2 separate regions of the Mus musculus genome follow, and region 2 is linked to region 1. The links are chromatin loops, found by intact Hi-C in ENCODE. Cell type or tissue: left cerebral cortex. All regions are shown on one strand. Links, peaks and the distances in the headings refer to the core of each region. The heading gives the core; the rest is flanking DNA. Region 1 holds the start of Amd1 (S-adenosylmethionine decarboxylase 1). Region 2 holds the start of Rpf2 (ribosome production factor 2 homolog).

Evidence for each region. A loop is a pair of places that touch in the nucleus more often than their neighbours do. Peaks named below come from ENCODE experiments on the same cell type or tissue, not always from the same donor. Only the 100,000 strongest peaks of a DNase experiment are listed, where the experiment ranks them.
Region 2: it touches region 1 in a loop (7-fold over the local background); 16 of 42 quality-filtered maps call a loop at or near these places.

The regions. Positions count from the first base shown.
Region 1 is chr10:40,300,277-40,303,183 of GRCm38, forward strand. Amd1 (S-adenosylmethionine decarboxylase 1) reads right to left here and starts at 1,912. Exons shown (of 8, transcript NM_009665.5): 1 at 1,473-1,912. The coding sequence starts at 1,582. In left cerebral cortex, for the core only: no CTCF peak of the experiment used is centred there; DNase peaks (open chromatin) are centred at 573, 1,307 and 2,000; H3K4me3 peaks cover 2,378 bases; H3K27ac peaks cover 1,695 bases.
Region 2 is chr10:40,245,652-40,248,558 of GRCm38, forward strand. It overlaps Rpf2 (ribosome production factor 2 homolog), which reads right to left and starts at 1,388. Exons shown (of 10, transcript NM_023323.3): 1 at 1,302-1,388. The coding sequence starts at 1,324. It overlaps Gtf3c6 (general transcription factor IIIC, polypeptide 6, alpha), which reads right to left. Exons shown (of 6, transcript NM_026113.5): 6 at 2,050-2,907. In left cerebral cortex, for the core only: no CTCF peak of the experiment used is centred there; DNase peaks (open chromatin) are centred at 1,416 and 1,857; H3K4me3 peaks cover 1,620 bases; H3K27ac peaks cover 873 bases.

The DNA.
Region 1 (2,907 bases), core at 288-2,787:
GCGTCAGATCCCCCGGAATCGGAGTTAGATGGTTGTGAGCTGCAATGTGGGTGCTGAGAATTAAATCCGGGTCCCCTGGACAACTAACTATCTAGTATCTAGGACCCTTAACCTCTGATCTATTTTTAGAATCCCACTCTGGTACTTCCAACTAAGTTGAGAACGAAAATCTTCTCTTTATCAACAAGAAATGTTTTTTGTAATTTCCTTGCGTACCCCTCTTTCAGGTCGTACCAAGATTTTCTAGGAAATAATCCTGGAAGCACCAGCTTTCCGAGACGCCTATCACAATCAGCTTTCCATATCTGTAAAAGAGGTAAGCTTCTCTATGCTTACTATGAGAAAACGTCAAGGGTTTGTAACTGAAAATGGCACACACTTCACATGAGGATCGAAAACTGAGACCTTAGCACTTCGGGTACATTTTTTTCCCTACAATGGAAACGTCTGCAGCAACTAGTAGGAACTGCGTTTCCCAGTGTGCCTTAAAGTCTCGGCAGCACGTGGCCGCTGGGATTCTCTTCTCGCTTTTTGTCAGAGGACGGTTGCACCGCGCAGCCAACATTCCTAAAACGCCCATTGGTCCACACCCTGGGGCCAGGCTCCGGAGGGGCCCAGGAGCTCATTGGTCCGCCTCTCAATGAACCGGACCACGCCGGTTCCTCCGCCACTCTAGTCCCATTAGTGCGCTTCGGAGCACGGCGGAGCCCGGGTACCGGCCACCAAAGCGGGAGGCTGGTGTCACCGCCGCCGGGTCCATGCATCCTCAGTGTCATCCGCGCTTCAATGCTCGACTCTCCCAGCGAGGTCACTAGCAACTCTCCGCACCACCTCCCGTGTCGGGTGTGAGCAGGGGGCCCGCAGGTCTCCTTTGCTCCAGCTTAAGGCATTAAGTAAAATAGATCTTCGGGCTGACAGGCTTGTACCCCGGGAAGCAGGCAAACCCTCCAGCACCCCGCTGCGCTCTCCCGGACTTCGCCTCCGTAACAGGTTACACAGCCCAAGGTCAGGAGCCTCCCGGGCAAAGCCCGCGGAGGGTCCCGAGGCGCCCCGCTCTGCTGCAGGGCACGTCCGGGCGTCGGCGGGGCCCGGCACTGCGACACGGCCGCTCCCGCCCAATCCCGCCGCCCGAGCGAGCGCCACGCGCGGCCGCCTACCCCGCGGCGGGAGGCCTGCTGGTCGCCCCGCGGCCCAGGCCCACCCAGCTCGTGCTCCGCCCGCCCCTCACCCAGCCACACCTGCCGGAGGGCCGCGTGCCCCCCGCCGGAGCCCGTCAGCCCAGCCCCGCCGTCCGCCGGGGACGTTACCTGAGCACGCGGCCGCGCCGGCCTCCTCCCCTCCCCCAGGCGGCGCAGGCGGCCCCGCAACGGCGGCGGGAGAAGCCAGTTCCCGCCCGCCGACCTGGCCCCACCTGAGGCCGCGACTCGTGCCTCGCAGTCGGCGGCGAGCCGCCCTCAGGCCCAGGCACCCACCTTGGGATGGTACGAAGATCCCCAGATCCCTGGCTTGCGTCGGACTGCTGTCTGGAAAACCAGACCTCCAGCAGTTTCTCCGTCCCTTCGAAAAAATGTGCAGCTTCCATCACCGTGAGACTAGCGAACAACCAACAACCACAGAAAATCAACTAAATTAAATCTCTTCTCCCGCCGCTCCTGCCGCCGCTGCGGATTGTTCCAGCTGTGTTACTAAAGTTCAGGTTCCTTTTTTTTTTTTTTTTGCTATAATTTTATATTAACTTTTTTTTAAAAAAAGGACTAATAAAATTTTCCCGGCTATTTTCGTGAGCGAAAGTTGAACGTGAGTCTGTTGGAAATAGAGGCAGATACAGTTCAGTCTCTTGTAGTCCGCTGCTTTCCCGTTAGGAGAGTTGAGCGAGCGCTAGCTAATGTCGCCGGCCATACTGTGTAAGCGAGGGTTCTGCGTGAGCGCAGACCTTATATAAGCATCCTCCCCGACAGGCCAGGAAGTGACGCCATCGCCCCGCCCTCAGGGCCTCATAGGGACCGCTTCGTGTCAGTCAAACGTCGCCGAACGCCGGCTGGCTGGCGGTGGGCCCACGGGGAGTGCAGGGGACTACCAGCTTGGTTGCAGATGGAGCTGCCGCTGTCCCTTGAGCGGGAGACCGCTCTGTTGTCCGGCTGGGGACTTGGGAATCTGGGATTACTTGTGGAGCTGGTGGGGAGAGCGGGAGACAGGCGAGGCTGTCCCACGCTGCACACAGCTGGTTAGCAGAAAACAGGAGGGAGTCTGGAGGGGTGTCGCGGGGCTCGGCGGGGGCGGTGGCCACTGCTGGGTTGGCGTAGTGCTTTGATCCTGTGCGGTTTCTCGTTTCAAGCCGAGGTGGTTTTTGGCTTTTTAAAAAAAATTTTTTTAAACCATTTTTTCACGTGTTTCCACGAGACGAACGCAGCCTAGGCAATAAAATTGTCAGTGACGTACGTGTGGCCCGGGGTCGGATTGGAATGCGCTTTAATTCTGCTTGTGCTTTATCTGATGTGGGAATGAAGGCAGTTCTCCACGGGTTTACACAATAGCCAGAAGCGTCGTCTTCCTATTTCAAAAGAGAAAAGAGAAAAGCAACGTGGCGCCCAGCCTTGGAGGGCTCCGGCGCTATCTACCCCCCACCGTGTGCCTAGCCTAGCTTAGGAGTTGGCCGCCTTCCAGCAGACACCTATCAACCCGTACTCCATTAGGTCAACTGGTGGATATTTAGTTTGCAAAACTTCCTAGGAACTAGCTTTATTAAGTATAATACGAGGTTATTTGATATTTTTCTTAGGCTATTCTTAAAGGGGTGAACTAATTGAAAGTATTCCTCACAACCACCAGTACCACGCAAATTTACAAATTTGCCTAAAATTGCCTAAATGCCTAAAAAGGATCTTCGCGAGTATATAATAATAATGT
Region 2 (2,907 bases), core at 241-2,740, 55 kb before region 1:
AAAAGAATGTAAAAAAAAAGAATTCAACTTTGCTTCTGATTTGCTGCAGTAAACATGATACTTTTCACAGTTTTCTATGAACAAAATTTCTCCTCTCTCAAATAAAAATAACCCTCCATTTCCCAGTCTTGGGACAGGTAGGGAAAGAAGAAAGAGAGAAAAAAAAGAAGGGAGGAGGGACAAAAAGAGAGCGAGAGAAAGAGAGAGAGAAAGAAAAGGGGAGGTAGGGAGGGGAGGAAGGAAAGGAAGGAGAAAGGGAGAGGAAAGAAAGAAAAAAATAAAAGAAAACCCAAAATATGCATACACCTTAATTTCCCACATAGAATTTAAAAATTCTCCTCCAATGAAATGTCATGTATAAAACCAAGTTAGGCTGAGCAGTAGTGACACATGCCTTTAATCCCAGCACTTGGGAGGCAAAGGCAGGCAGATTTCTGAGTTCAAGGCCAGCCTGGTCTACAGAGTGAGTTCCAGGATAGCCAGGGCTATACAGAGAAACCCCGTCTCGAAAAAACAAACAAACAAAAAAAAAAAAAACCCAAGTTAGTCATTTAATAGTCAGTCAAAGATGTACACATTTTATTGAGTTAAATCAAGGCACACACTGTTTTTATACACTTTACAGCCCGTGTCTTTATGCAATTTGACTAACCAGTTATCAATATAAATAGCACCTTACTAGTTAGTCATAGTAGGTGCACAAAATTCATTAATGACTAAAAAGAAACTGTCGTCTACACTACATATTTACTTAAGTAGCAGAAAACTGTAAGAACCAATGCAATAGCATTTGGGAACTCAATAAGTATTTTTTGAACAAACGTAACCATCACTCAGGGAAATGCAGAAGTGTACAAGGTTGGAAGGAAAAGAAAAATTCCCATTTTGTACCTGTTGTGGCAAACACTGCTCTCTACAGTTCTATGACACACGGCTGTTGTGACAGCTATTTTTTACAGGGTAAACTGATTTAGGGCTGTTCAAATGCCCAGAGTGACAAAACTTTGAGTCCAGTTTGTCGCCTGGTTCTTGTCAGATTCCGAGGCCACCACCATTCTCACAGCTCAGAATCTATCAGCGGCGAGGTCATAAGCCGATCACAGCGTCCGCCCTCGCTCCAGTCCACCGCCCGCGGTCTGCCACCACGGCTTCCCCAGCGGCGATTCGGGACGGAGAATCGGCCGAGCCGACTCCTTCCCAGGGACCACTAGCAAAGCACGACCGGAAAGAGCGACAGCGGGAAGACCGCGTCGGAGGTCACGGGAGACTCGCCCCCACGCCATCGCGCCCCACACACTTACAGAACTTTGTCCAAAGCATCCATAGCTGCAAGATCCCTTAGCGAATGCACGTGTACCGATTACTTCCGGGAAGCCGCCGCGAGCGCCGGAAGAGACGGTGCCGGAAGTGCGAAATACCACTTCAATGGACAGCCCGGCTGTCCGCGCTGGCGGCCATTTTGGGAAGGCATGGCGTTCCGTCTCCCTTGGTTACGGAACGTTGTTTGATTGTTCTCCGGAAAGTAAACGACTTAGTCGAGGATTTGGGAGGCAAGTGTTCCTTTTCAGGGAAATAACCAGAATGCTAGAAAGGTTGGAGGTACGGTACTCAGTTACCAAAAGTACTGCTATGAAAAGGACGCCATTAACTGGGAGAGCAGTTGAAGCAGCTTGATTAACCCCTCGCCTTCTACATGAAAGATACACGAAGAATACTGCTCATCGTGACTTTCTCTCAAGTCTCAGTCATATAACTTGCATATAGTTATATAAAATACACCTGGTAATGTGTACAATTCATTGGTTTGGGTGCCTTCACAAAGCCACTGAAGCCAGCACAGCCGTGAAGGCAGTAACACCAGCATTGGGGGAGGAGAGGGCAGAATTGAAAATTAAAAATTCAACCTCCACTCCACAATGAGGTGCACGCGCACACACACACACATCAAAGAACTCAGCATTGGGCTGCAGTCCTGGCATCTCAGTACTTTAGAAAGGAAGGCTGGAAGATCAGGCTGTGTAGGGATTTAGATGCAACCATCAACTATTATCTCATGCAATATACTTTTATTACTTCAAAGAGCTCACATACCCATCCACGAGTGGCACGGTGTTGCCTGGAATTGCCTAGTCTGCTGTACATAGTATGAATTGAATCTCATAGTGTGCAGTCTTGGGTCTGACTTTATTAAATTTTGAGTTTTGTTTTGAGACAGGGTTTCTCTACATCACTTTCTCTGGCCTGTAACTTGCTATATAGATCACCGGGATCTTGAATTCTGTGTTGTTTCTGCCACTTGAGTGACAAAAATTACAGTCATTTGCCACCACAAGTGACCTAATTTACCATTGCAAGGTCTGTGCATTTGTGTGCTCTGTTTTGGGGTGAGGATCTTGAAATGCAGCCAGTGCTGGCATAGAGCTGTTGACCGTGCTGGTGTAGAACCTGAGATGCTGCCTTTCCCTATGGACCACTGGAACTAAATGCATAGCCTACCAAGATTAAAGGCATGTCCTGCCATTCCAGGAAATCCATCTTTTTGCATATTGGGATGGATAATGGCAAGTTAGGAAGGTGGCTTCTAAATAGCTTTAAAGGCCTGGCTGGAGCTACCTGGGCAGTCTCAGTGGTATAGCACTTAACTATATACACCGTCCTAGGCACAAACTCCTGTCCAAGTCTGACCGGACTATTTAAGACACTGTCTCAAAATAAATAAGCAATAAATCCATCTGGTAAACAAACTCCTTTTCCCAAGTTCTATGAGCTGTGCTAGCAAGCAATTGAAGGTGAGAAAAGCATTGTGGGAACATTCAGTTTGTAGGCAAGTCAGAGGCGGTGGGTAACTTGGGGAACTACTTGAGATTAGCATGTAGACTAGAGATGGCACGATGGTATGGGGCTGTG